Linked DNA regions of Homo sapiens: region 2 is linked to region 1. Evidence: read pairs that join two places in POLR2A ChIA-PET (ENCODE). Cell type or tissue: B cell. All regions are shown on one strand. Links, peaks and the distances in the headings refer to the core of each region. The heading gives the core; the rest is flanking DNA. Region 1 overlaps ZMPSTE24 (zinc metallopeptidase STE24). Region 2 overlaps SMAP2 (small ArfGAP2).

Region 1 (6,950 bases), core at 948-5,947:
ACCATCCCTGAGTGGCTCTGTAATACCACAGCAGTCCACTTTCATCTGGTGCCAGCATATTGTATTAAGTTATTGTAAAATAGGCTCTGATTTTGTTCCTGTTCAACTAATTGATTATAGGGAACAGCATATGAGTAAGGGTTGGTTGAGGGTTGTTGGTGGTAGGAGTTGGTGTACTAGAGTATGAGCCATCTGCTTATTTAACTTACTGGTGCCTTCATAACTTGCTTCATTTCCACTCTTATATCTACCACTTGTCCTTGATGATGAAGTGCTTCTGCGCATAGCAGTTTCCTGGCTAGGCAGATTAACAGATTAACATAGCACCCAGTTCAGAAGGGATAGTTCAGTTTGCAGGATCACAGTATCCCATGGCCAGGAATTCAGTCTGTAGTAGGGCCCAGTAGCAAACCAAAAGTTATTTTTCAAAAGGACAATGGTTACTTGACAAAAGTGGATGCATAGATTATAAGTGTAGGAGACTTCACTGAGTTTTCTGTTGGAGCTTGTCATATTGGATCCACTGAGTTATAAGGATGAGTGTCGAAGCTGCTTGTCCTGGGGCAGCTGGTGAGCCTTCTTATGCTCTAAGCCCCATTCTAAGCTGACAGCTTCTTGGGTCATCTCGTTTGGGTCAAATGGTTTGAAGCAACACACTTAAATAAGGTACATGTGGCCTCCAAGATCCTAATTTGCACAGAAAAAGAATGTTGTGTGTTCTCCAACCTTACTCCAAGAGGTTGTATTTTGGTATAGATTTTTTATTTTTTTCTCCTCTCATTTATTGATCAAGATGGATCTACTTTTCCCCCTGACCTTTCTAACTATCTGGTACAGCTCCAGTGGGCCTAGAGAGGATTCAAGGGAAGCCTGTTTCTTTGGAGCCTCCGCTTCAAAGTCAGGTGGGAGGCGTTGTATCTGATTACAGTGTTATAAAACAAGGCCAGAATCCATTCTAGCCCTTCACCCTTTTACAGAGAGAAAATATCCCATTGCTATTGACCACTTCAAACCCTCAATGATAGGAGCCTCAACTTAAGCTTGCCCTTATAGAAAATGATACAGTTTATACATTTGGGAACATTTTATTTTACTTTTGAAATAAAAGTGAAACTAAAAACTACTGGCGGGGCAGTATGGTTCATGCCTGTAATCCCAGCACTTTGGGAGGCCCAGGTGGGTGGATCATCTGAGGTCAGGAGATTGAGACCATCCTGGCTAACACAGTGAAACCCCGTCTCTTCTAAAAATACAAAAAATTAGCCGGGCATGGTGGGGGGCGCCTGTAGTCCCAGCTACTCGGGAGGCTGAGGCAGGGGAATGGCGTGAACATGGGAGGCGGAGCTTGCAGTGAGCCGAGATCGTGCCACTGAGCTCCACCCTGGGCGACAGAGTGAGATCTGTCTCAAAAAAAGCTACTTAAATAATTTGTTCTGTGATCACACTAATACCTTTCTTAAAATCACACTATGAATTTTTTTTTTTTTTTTTTTTTTTTTTTTGAGATGGAGTCTCACTCTGTTGCCCAGGCTGGAGTGCAGTGGCGCCATTTCAGCTCACTGCAAGCTCCGCCTCCCGGGTTCACGCCATTCTCCTGCCTCAGCCTCCCGAGTAGCTGGGACTACAGGCATCCGCCACCACGTCCGGCTAATTTTTTCTGCATTTTTAGTAGAGACGGGGTTTCACCATGTTAGCCAGGATGGTCTCAATCTCCTGACCTCGTGATCCACCCGCCTTGGCCTCCCAAAGTGCTGGGATTACAGGCGTGAGCCACCGCGCCCGGCCACACTGTGATTTCTTATACTTTATGGATGCTACTGATCCCATAGTGAAATCAGCTTGGTAATAACTTAGAAATTTCATGTCCTTCTTTCTAGATGAATTCTTTCCTGTGTTTTTTTTTATTTGCTGTATTAATTGGTCGAAAGGAGCTTTTTGCTGCATTTGGTTTTTATGATAGCCAACCCACTCTTATTGGACTATTGATCATCTTCCAGTTTATTTTTTCACCTTACAATGAGGTAATGTATGATCTTTAAAATTATCACACATATGCTCTTGCCTGCTTCAAATCTAGAGCTTTCAGGATAGTGAAAAAGGAAATAGAACAGTACAGTTTTAACAAATAGATGAAACAAAGTCTTTTAGTCCCCTGATTCACTGGTCAGTATGACAAAGTAGCAGAAAAATTCAAGCCCAAATAAATAAACGTTTGCATACTCTTAGGAAAGTATAAGTAGAAAACTAGACTTCAGTGGTGAACACCTAAAAGGACTCGGTAGATGGAGATTAACTATTGGAATGTTGTGTCCTAGGCCACATATTCACCAGTGCTTGGGTAAAAATCTTATGTGTATGAGGGGACAAAGCAAACACTAATTGGTACAGCTCAGTAAGGGAGGCTTAGTGACTGTTCCTCTGCTCCATGACCACCTGCCTCCATATAGCCTGAGGGATCCACCCAAACCCACAAAATCAAAATCGGGTATTTTGTGGTAAATGAAACTTAAGAACATTGCTCTGTGTTAGCTCATTAGGGGTATTCCGTGTGAGTGATAATACATAGGTTAATGTGAGACTATATAACAAACCTGACAATGGCATCATTTCATGATGTTTGGTAAGGCTTCCAAATTAAGCTAAGAAATAATATTGAAGATCTTGAGGTATCTCCATTCAGAAGAATTCTTTCTTGGGATAGATTGTAGAGTTAAGATGAGCTAAATGAATTATATTTTTCTATTATGTATGGTGGGGACACCAGGAAAGAAAAATGGAGGGGCATAGATCATATTCATATAGCATTGTCCACATAAACAAAAATAAATTTGGCAGAGAACTGAGATGTATTATCTTAAAACTCTTTTTTTTTTTTTTTTTTTAAGATGGAGTCTCGCTCTGTCTCCCAGGCTGGAGTGCAGGGGTGTCATCTTGGCTCACTGCAACCTCCGCCTCCCGGGTTCAAGCAATTCTCCTGCCTCAGCCTCCTGAATAGCTGGGACTACAGGCACCCATCACCACGCCCAGCTAATTTTTGTATTTTTACTAGAGACAGGGTTTCACCATGTTGGCCAGGTTGGTCTCGAACTCCTGACCTCAGGTGATCCACCTGCCTCAGCTTCCCAAAAGTGCTGGGATTACAGGTGTGAGGCACCACACCCGGCCTGAGCATGACTTTTGAGTCTCATGTCAGCACTCAAAAGTTTCAGATTTTGGAACATTTCAGATTTCAAGTTTTTGGTTAGGGATGTTTAACTTTTATATGTGTTTCTGGCCTGTTTGCTTGGGGGAGAATAAGGCTCAATTTATAATTTCCTCACCCTAGGTCCCCTAAATATTAGTGATCTTTCTTTTGTCCTGCCATTCCTCTTATCCCAAGCCAAACTTCTCTACAGTCTCAGCTCATGGAACCTTTAGTAACAACAAAGAGGTGGGCAGTGGCTAAAACCCTTTCATTTTCTTTTTCAGGTTCTTTCTTTTTGCCTAACAGTCCTAAGCCGCAGATTTGAGTTTCAAGCTGATGCATTTGCCAAGAAACTTGGGAAGGCTAAAGACTTATATTCTGCTTTAATCAAACTTAACAAAGATAACTTGGGATTCCCTGTTTCTGACTGGTTGTTCTCAATGTGGCATTATTCTCATCCTCCACTGCTAGAGAGACTTCAAGCTTTGAAAACTATGAAGCAACACTGAGATGTCCAGGATCTGTGACTGAAGACATTTCTGATTATTTCTGTCCTGGCAGCATGTTCCAGCTCTTGATGTTTTTAAACTTTTTTTTAGAAGAAAAATTAAGTACAGAAAAGCCCAGATTTAAATACATTTAATATGTCATTTTAAAAATGATTTTAATAATTCATTTCTTAAAACACTGAATGAATTTTGAAGCTTAATGTTTTTAAAGGCATAGTTTTATCTTTGACATCTAATTTACCATCAAGTTGTAAAATTATTTGGAAAAATACAGAACTCGTTTTATTTGTATACTTATATGGAATCTGCATGTGAGGTGTTTGAGGGCATATGTTTGAAAGAGGGAGCATCACCACAGGAATCCTTTCTGTGAGGTGGAAACAGTGGTCCTGAATCATTGTGCTCACACCTAACTTGAAATCTGGTCTTACTTTCATGCTGTTATGATTTCACCTGGTGAATCAGTGTTTTAAATAAGAAAGGTAATAGTTGGTAAGGCCAATGTTATTTAAATGAAAGTAGTTAGAAAAATGCTCTCCTATTCTACCAAATTTTTAATTTCTTTCTTCCCTTTCTTGCTACACAGTGATCAAGAGTTTCTCATAGTGCTTTGAAGTTAGAAATTATGTATAGGATATTTTAAATCATTGAGTTTTGTGGGGTTTTTTTGTTTGTTTGTTTCTTTTGTTTTTTGGAAAATCCGTGTCTTTATCTTTTTTTCCCACGTGGTAGATATGATCCCATTGGAGGTAAATTGTAGCTTCTTCTCATTCATGCAGTAAATAATACATCCTTTCACTCAGCAGAGATGGCCATATTAAACACGTTTTGCTATGTTAAAAGTGGCAGAACAGGAAAGACGAATTAAAAATAACATTTTTTAAGCGACATAAGGATGAAATACTGATGAATCTCTGTGACATTACAGGGAAAAAAATATAGTTTTCTATCTCTTTCAAGGGCAGAAGAGTTTTCATTTTTATTTTTGTAATTTTATCTGTAAGTCATAAATATTACTTAATCAGGCCTGATTCTACTTTTGAAAATTACAGTTCTTGAAATGCAGATAATGTTTACTTTGAAAACAAATGTCATGAATGATTTCCAGTTTTTAAAGCTATATGTTTCACTGCTTCATATCTCTGTCCACTTTCTGAATGAGAACTTATTTTGTGCCTAGAGCTCTCACTCACTGATAATGCTTATTACCTTCTGGGCATTTATTCCAAAGTGGGATCAACTGTACGCCTTTGGTATCTGACCATAAAGTCTTTTGCTCCGCTGACATTTGGGTGATGTCTTCACATGGAAATATAATAAAAATAAAAATCTAGTTTAATACTGCATTATTTATTTTCCTAAGGCTAAAGAGGAGCAGTCCTATGCTTTTATTCAGCATCCTTTATCTGTGACTTCATGCTCTGATAACTGCCTTTCCTTCCTTCTGTGCCTTTGAATACAAATTTCAGTTCTGCAAAAGTGAAACATTAAACATTGCCAACGCAAATGTATGTACTTTGTCTTTAGTTTGATATTTGTGTATCATTTTTTTAATTTGTGTATCATTTGTTACCTGAACATATGTTTATTACCTGAGAGGAACTGGGTGCTAGCAATGAAGAGTGGAATGAAGAAATAGCCCTAATGATGAGTGGTGTCAGTGCCACCACTGTGCTTTACACAGAGTCTCTTCAGTGTCTTGCTCCTGCTTTGCTCCAGAGTATCACCAGTTCTTGCAGATATTTCCTTGGAAGCTTCATTTGGAATCATTCCTTCTCTATTTTTATAACCTCAAATTGTTGGGCCTGCCTGGTCTGCTCCAGCTGCCTCTTTGGTTTTCCTTACATATGGTGGCAGTAATTAGCTTTTAAATATGTGACTGACTTAGTCACCCACACTTTATGGATGGCAGAGGCATAGGGATGGCCAAAAGGATACTGGTAGGTTCCTAAGAAATTGACCAATCAAGGGAAGAGTAGATAGGCCCACCAACGAAGGAATAGATGGCACTCTGCACCCTAAGAAAGACCTGGTGGATGTGCAGCAGGGGCAAAATTGAGTAGGTCAAAGCCTTGGGTAAAATGGCACAACTCCAGCAGAGTTAAGCTCTGAATCTAAGGTTGAATCTCTGTTGTGTGTATATACTGGCTTTATCTGAGTTGGCCCTTTGCTGAGGTCTGAGAACTGCTTGTAAATTCTGCCTCTGTTTAGGATAGGAGAATTCCCAGGATCAGTTCAGTGGTTTTAGTACCAAATGATGGTCCCCGCTTGCCCTTATATTTTATATGCTCACTGTTACCCCTGATCCTACATGTGATATTCCCCTCCCTGTGGAAACCTTCTACTTGCTTTTTTTGTTTTTGTTTTTTTTGAGAAGAAGTTTCTCTCTTGTTGTCCAGGCTGGAGTGCAATGCCCCGATCTCAGCTCACCGCAACCTCCGCCTCCTGGGTTCAAGCGATTCTCCTGCCTCAGCCTCCCAAGTAGCTAGGATTACAGGCTTGCGCCACCACGCCTGGCTAATTTTTTGTATTTTTAGTAGAGATGGGGTTTCACCATGTTGCCCAGGCTGGACTGCAATGGTGCGATCTCGGCTCACTGCAACCTCCACCACCCAGGTTCAAGAGATTCTCCTGCTTCAGCCTCTTGAGTAGCTGGGATTACAGGCATGTGAGCCACCACATCCGGCTAATTTTTGTATTTTTTTCTTTTCTTTCTTTTTTTTTAAGACTCTCTGTCTCTCTGTCACCCAGGATTGAGTGTAGTGGCATGATCTTGGCTCACTGCCACCTCTGCCTCCCAGGTTCAAGTGATTCTCCTGCTTCAGCCTCCCGAGTAACTGAGATTACAGGCATGGGCCAATACACCTGGCTAATTTTTGTATTTTTAATAGAGACGGGGTTTCTCCATGTTGGCCAGGCTGGTCTCAAACTCCTGACCTCAGGGGATCCGCCCACCTTGCCCTCCCAAAGTGCTGGGATTATGGGGTGAGCCACCGTGCCCAGCAAATTTTTGTATTTTTTAGTAGAGATGGGGTTACTCCATGTTAGCCAGGCTGGCCTCAAGCTCCTGACCTTGTGATCTGCCTGCCCTGGCCTCCCAAAATGCTGAGATTACAGGTGTGAGTCACCACTCCTGGCCATGTTCTTATATACTTTCTATATCTTTGATGGTTTTGAGTATTCTGCCATCATTAGCAGAAAGCTAACTACCACTTAAGGGCCTTACGTTCTATCCTAAGGGCAAAACAAAGAAAATT
Region 2 (6,950 bases), core at 934-5,933, 87 kb after region 1:
ATGTGCCATTAGGAAAACAAATTCCTAGACTTCTTTCCTGAATTTTTGCATTAGCAATAATTCATTTTAAAAAGTATTTTAGAATCAATTTATGTTGAGTAGGTTAGCTTCTTGATTCTTGTTACATCTTCTGTTAGGTCTATTGGAAGATTTGGTTTATTTTAGGAGTGTATCTTGGCTTTATTCAAATTCCCTTATGTCCTCATTTGACAGATCTTGAGTCACAGTGAAGCAACCCACTGGAGTGAGCATTGCTGCATTTGGAGAGTCAGATGCCATTTTGGTGACTAGAACCCCCCCCCCCATTTCTCATATTACCCTTATACTTACTCATATTCCAATAAAATACAGCACATGGAAGAGAGAGGCTGATTCACTACTTCTTCCTCCAAATTTCCATTGCTTTTTATTTATTTTATTTTTTATTTTTATTTTTTGAGACAGTTTCGCTTTGTCGCCCAGGCTGGAGTGCAATGGTGCAATCTCGGCTCACTGCAACCTCTGCCTCCCGGGTTCAAGTGATTCTCCTGCCTCAGCCTCCCGAGTACCTGGGATTACAGGCGCCCGCCACCATGCCCAGCTGATTTTTGTATTTTTAGTAGAGACAGGGTTTCACCATGTTGGCCAGGCTGGTCTTGAACTCCTGACCTCAGGTGATCCACCCGCCTCAGCCTTCCAAAGTGCTGGGATTACAGGTGTGAGCCACCATGCCCAGCCCGAAATTTCCGTTGCTTTTTATTAATAAGCTTACTGGGGATCAGGTTATGAAATATCAGTTAATTCTTAATGAGAACTAGTAACTGCTGGCTTGTAAACTTTATTAACTACTGTTGATGGTAGAATCCTGGATCCTCAATTTCTTTTCAGAAGTTCGTTTTACATTTTACCAGGTGGCTTCAGGGACTTGGTCATTGTATTAAAAATGAGATGACAATGGGTCAGTCATCTTTAGATTATGACAAATAGGCATTTGTTGAGGCCTCTGTTTATCCAATTTATGAATTACCTATCCCATTCCACCCCTCCAAGCCCTCTCACTCTTTTTCCCCTGCTGTTTTCTAATTTTGGTTGTCATAATGATCATTTGGACAACTATCAGATTGTTGAAGGAAAAGACGTTTGGATCAATAAATTGTTACCTGTTAGCGCTGATAAAAAATACATTTCATTGGAGGAGGAATTTAAAAAGTGTTGGCTAAAATGAGAATTGGGTTTCAGTTTATTTACCTGTATTCCTGTGTCCTTTCCTAAAAAATTGGAAGTTAACTGTACAGGATATGGTGAGTGATTGCTCATCTATTAATATCCAGTTAGATGATGTGGCATAGACTATCGACCTATGAGCAGGTATTTTTGCAATGTTCCAAAATATAACTCTTTGGCAATGACTTTTATTTTTAAATTCTTATACTTATTTAGGAACATTTATTAGTTGACTTTCAAGGTATGTGATTTAAACTTCGGAATAGAGGCTGGGTGTGGTGGCTCAAACCTGTAATCCCAGCACTTTGAGAGGCCAAGGAGGGAGGATCACTTGAGTCCAGGAGTTCAAGACCAGCCTGGGCAACATAGTGTGACCTTGTCTCTACAAATAGTTAAAAAATTAGCTGGGTGTGGTGTTGTGCATCTGTGGTCCCAGCTACTCAGGAGGCTGAGGCAGGAGGATCACCTGGGCAACTGAGCCCAGGAGGTCGAAGCTGCAGTGGGCCATGATTGAGTGCCACTGCGCTGCAGCCTGGGTCAGAGAGCAAGACCCTGTCTCTAAAACAAAACACAACAAATAAACATCAGAATAGAGAACAAGCTTGTGTTCTTTTTACTTCGTACAAGTTTTGTTGATCCTGGGGTTTTTAACTGTCCTGGGCACGAGTCTTACCAGTTTCTGGGACCACTAAACCATTCCAGTAATTTCAGTGTGGGAAAGGAAACTGCTTTGGGGCTGCCTATTTAAGAAATGCTATGATTCTCTCTAGGCTCAAGATGTGATTTCTTCATTACCCAAAGCCCTGGGGTTAATGTGACTTTTAGGGTGAACTTTTGGACTAACTTAGGTAGTGATAGAACAGAGGACAAAACTACTGAAAATTCCAGATATGTCAATGGTAACTCTGGCTGATTGAGGCTGGGTTCCATTTTTGGGTATGGGTCATACTTCCTTTGTACTTGGGGTCATACTGGTCCAAGTTTTAACTTCTAGCTCAGCAGTTCCAGATTTTATCAGTGTGTCAGGAATAATTGCTAAGCCACCCCGTCAGAGACTGTGTTTTAAACTGGACACTATCTTATTTACCATGAAAGGATCTACAGTTGTCCTTTGGTATCCAGGGGGGATTGGTTCCAGGAACCTTCTGGGGTACTAAAATCCACAGATGCTCAAGTCCCTGATATAAATGTTGTAGTGCTTGCATATAACTTATACACATCCTCCCTTATACTTTAAATCATCTCTAGATTACTTATAATATCTAATACAATGTTAATGCTATGCCAGTAGTTGTTACTCTGTATAATTTAGGGAATAATGAGAAGGAAAAAAGTCTGCACATGTTCTGTACAGATGCAACCATTCATTTTTTACTGAATATTTTCTTTCCTTTTTATTTTTTTTAGAGACGGGGTCTTGCTCTGCCACCCAGGCTGGAGTGCAGTGGTGCGATTATAGCTCACTGTAGCCTCAGACTCCTGGGCTCAAGCTGTCCTCCCACTTAGCCTCCCAAAGTGCTGGGACTACAGGCGTGTGCCACGGGGCCCAGCCATTTTTTCGAATATTTTCAATCTGCAGTTGTTTGAATCCACAGATGCAGAACCCATTTCTAATGGAGGGCTGACTATACCTTTCTGATGACCTAAATATTTGTGTCCACTATTGGGACACTCCTTTCTTAGTGTCAAGGTTTGTGAGAAATTGAGGGCTGTTTGATGGGCAAAGATTTATTTATTTATTTACTGGCTTATCTACAATTGAGACAGGGTCTCACTATGTTTCTCAGGCTAGTTCTAACTCCTGGGCTGAAGCAGTCCTCCCATCTCAGCCTCCCAGAGTGCTGGGATTACAGGTGTGACACACCATACCCGGCAGAGCAAAGAGTTAAGAGTACAAGACATTTGATCATCTTGAGGAGTATTTACTTCAGACTGAAACACCACATGAAATTCTAGAGTCCAACAGAAAGTGTAATAATTTTTTGCTTTTCCCTTCTTCTGCTACATCCTATCTCTGAAATGTTTCACCCCACCCAACCACTGCCTCTGTTCCAACTCCTATATTTTTAAATCTACATTTAAATGTACTTTTTGAAAAAGGTAGCACTTTCATGTAGTTCAAAATCCAAAAGGTCCAAAGGGGAATATGTACGGTATAAAATCATTCTGCTGTCCCTCATCTCTGAGCCACCATTTTCACTCCGTGGAAGTAACAATTGTTGGCAATTTCTTTTCTTTTCTTTTCTTTTTTTTTTTTTTTGAGACAGAGTTTCGCTCTTGTTGCCCAGGCTGGCGTGCGATGGCAAGATCTTGGTTCACTGCAACCTCTCCCTCCTGGGTTCAAGTGATTCTCCTGCCTCAGCCTCTCGAGTAGCTGGGCGCCCACCACCACGCCCAGCTAATATTTGTATTTTTAGTAGAGATGGGGTTTCACCATGTTGGTCAGGCTGGCCTCGAACTCCTGGCCTCGGGTGATCCACCAACCTCAGCCTCCCAAAGTGCTTGGATTACAGGTGTGAGCCACCACACCTAGCCCATTGTCGGCAATTTCTTACGTGACTTTTAAGAGATAATGTATGCATAGACAAACAATTACATTTAAATATATTCCTTTGCAGTGCTTTTATGCAAATGGTAGCATATTACCCACAGCTCTTGACATCTGTATTTTTCAATCAACAGAACATGGAGAGCATACACTTTCCATGCACATTGAGGAGTGCTTTGTTCTTTGAAGGTATTTTCTAAGGCTGTGACCAAGTTATCTTGACTAAGTAGAAAGCTATTCTTAAATGATTTGGAAGACACTGTTGTCTCTCTTTTTTTTTTTTTTTTTTTTTTTTGAGGCGGAGTCTTGCTATGTACAGTGGTGCAGTCTTGGCTCACTGCAAACTCCCCCTCCCGGGTTCAAGTTCTCCTGCCTCAGCCTCCTGAGTAGCAGGGATTACAGGCACCTGACTAATTTTTATATTTTTAGCAGAGAGAAGGTTTCACCATGTTGTCCAGGCTGGTCTGGAACTCCTGACCTCAAGTGATCTGCCCACCTTGGCCTCCCAAAATGCTGGGATTACAGGCATGAGCCACCATGCCCAGCAGACACTGCTCTCTTTGAAGGCATCTTAGAAAGTGTCCTAGGCCCATAGACACATATAAGCCTACTGTTAAGATGGCAGAGAGGCAGAGTAATGGAAGAGTCTGTAGACTTGGTATTGGAACAGCCAGTTAAATTCCTTTACTTTGCTTATTGCAGCTTGGTGACCTGATTCCACATACCACCTAACTTTCTCAGTTTAGTTTTCCTAGTTTGAAAAATGAAAGTGCCTTGTAAACTAATGTGTTACACAAATGTCTGCATTATTTACTTTTACCATTGCTAATCATAAATTTTTTAATCTTGATTTTATTAGTTTTACTTTTGACTTTATTCCCTTTTAAGATAGTCTGGTTACTGGGAGCCACAGTTAGAATGACTCACCCAGTAATTCCCTAGTCTTTAAGCCAAAACCATTTCCTATATATGGAGTTCTGGCATTTTTGCAAATGTGCTTTATGGTACCCTTGAGGATGGTCTCTGGATGTTTCCCGATTTCAAACTTGTATGAAAGATTAGACCAGGGAATTTCTTTGTGTAGAAATTTTCTCATAGTTGTCTTAAGTTTTAACTCATGTACATTAATCTTTAGCTTTGCTTTACATTTGTTTTCTGTTGATAGCCAAGTCATTGCTTGTTAAATATTCCTTAGAAATGAACTTTCCTATCAATTTAAAATTATTTTAGCTGTATCTGTGGCACTTTTTTTTTTTCTCTTTTGAGATGGAGTCTCGCTCTGTTGCCCAGGCTGGAGTGCAGTGGTGTGGTCTTGGCTCACTGCAACCTCCACTTCCCGGGTTCAAGCCATTCTCCTGCCTCAGCCTCCCGAGTGGCTGGGATTAGAGACGCCTGCCACCACACCTGGCTAATATTTTGTATTTTTAGTAGAGAGGGGTTTCATCATGTTGGCCAGGCTGGTCTCGAACTCCTGACCTCAGGTGATCGCCCACCTTAGCCTCCCAAAGTGCTGGGATTATAGGTGTGAGCCGCCGCACCCAGCCTGTGGTACCTTTTAAAAAGTAAAAAATTCAATGGCGTGAAACAACAGAAGGAGTTCTGCTTCCATTTCTAGTTGTTAAACGCCTTTCTCTAGCCAAGATCACATATATTTCTGGTTTTTTATAGCTAGTGCACTATAACTCTGACAGTCATGGTTAGATTGATAGTTTTACTGAAAGTAATTTATCAAAATCCCCATTAGATTGTCTTTTAATGTCAACATATTAAACCTGTTCCCTGAGAGATACTTTCCTATTTGTTCTCCTTGCCCTTTAAATATCATTTGGTGCCAGTGAGATGAAGAATAGAAAATGTATATCTTTTAGGGGAACTTCGCAAGCCTGAGATCCCCCACTACATATAGTCATTCAGAAAATGTTTCTTAAGCACTTACTACCTACTTTTTCTCAGACATTGTACCGGGACATATAGATTAAAAGAAAGAGTCTTTAGTCTCAAGGATTTTACAGTCTAATGGGGAAGCAGATGTGTACAAATATAAATGATGCAATACAGAAATTATTGTGGCATGGTATACAGGGAGAAATGAAAGCATTGAAGAAGGCAAAGAAGTCTTCCTCGGGAAGTCATGGCTTCAAAGAGAAAAGTAGGCTGTGTCTTAAAGGATAAGTATGACTTTGCCAAGCTAATTTAGGGAACTTTGTATTCTAGGAAGAGGGAACAGAATGTGCAAAGCCTCGAAGGTGCACTGTTTTGTGTGTGTGTGTGTGCGTGTGGGGATTCTTTAGTATATTTTGACTGCATGTTGAGGAGTGATGAGGAGTAGAGTTTGACAGGTAGTCAGGATACTGTAAGGTTAAAACCTGAGCTCTGTGGTTGACTTGCTTCGTGGCATTGAGATTTTGAATATGCACTGTGCTTTAGACTTCCTGTTGTGTAAGAAGCCCATAGTATTGTAGGTCCACCTGCTATTCACATGGGGTTATAAATATTGCAGGCATGAAACGCTTCCTGATCGCTGAATAGTAAGAAAGGTCTGAGCATGGTGCCGATTAAATTCTCCATTGAAATGTACCTTTGTGGGTACATTAAATTATTTTAGCATAAGTCTAGTGAAGTGCCAGCAGTAGATACTATGTTATTTCTGGAGCTCTTGATGTTGATTTTTGAGGCTGAACATGCTCTTAGCCTCAAGCAGGTCATATTTGGAATACCTGATGTGTGCTCCTGGTTGCTCAGTGCTTAGGATGCATAAACAGGTAGCTGCAGTCTCATCTCTCAGTATATATACTTTTCAGCAAATCTTTTTTTTCTAGATAAATTGGAAAACTACCTTTTTTCTGCATTTTTCATCTGATGTCATTATGGTATGTAGGTGGCAGCTTTCTTGGGCACAGTTGTCTATATAACTGTTCATCACATGAGTCATTGTCTGTTTCTGTTCTTCTGCCTGAAAATTCCATCTTGGAAATCGTGTCATGCAATCGGTGACTGCGACATTCTACTTGTTATGTACACTGCCACTGGCTTTGTATGTTATGTTGATGGACTCTACCTGTGCTACAGTGAAGGGATAAAGTGACTTATTAAATTGAGTCAGACTCAGTTCCTCCAAATGGTATTTCCTGTAAAAATGATGCCAAGCAAGATTCTGCATAAAACATGCATATGCTTTACACTGTAAGCATACAGTGCC

The links. Peaks named below come from ENCODE experiments on the same cell type or tissue, not always from the same donor. Only the 100,000 strongest peaks of a DNase experiment are listed, where the experiment ranks them.
Region 2: POLR2A ChIA-PET joins it to region 1 with 9 read pairs; 3 of 35 experiments call an interaction of 5 or more read pairs at or near these places.

The regions. Positions count from the first base shown.
Region 1 is chr1:40,288,977-40,295,926 of GRCh38, forward strand. ZMPSTE24 (zinc metallopeptidase STE24) reads left to right here. Exons shown (of 10, transcript NM_005857.5): 9 at 1,878-2,021; 10 at 3,469-5,204. The coding sequence ends at 3,693. Among named protein-coding and RNA genes, the nearest start is that of COL9A2, 25 kb to the right of the region's middle. In B cell, for the core only: no CTCF peak of the experiment used is centred there; no DNase peak of the experiment used is centred there; H3K27ac peaks cover 637 bases.
Region 2 is chr1:40,375,534-40,382,483 of GRCh38, forward strand. All of the region lies in intron 1 of SMAP2 (small ArfGAP2), which reads left to right. Among named protein-coding and RNA genes, the nearest start is that of SMAP2, 5.3 kb to the left of the region's middle. In B cell, for the core only: no CTCF peak of the experiment used is centred there; no DNase peak of the experiment used is centred there; H3K4me3 peaks cover 4,893 bases; H3K27ac peaks cover 5,000 bases.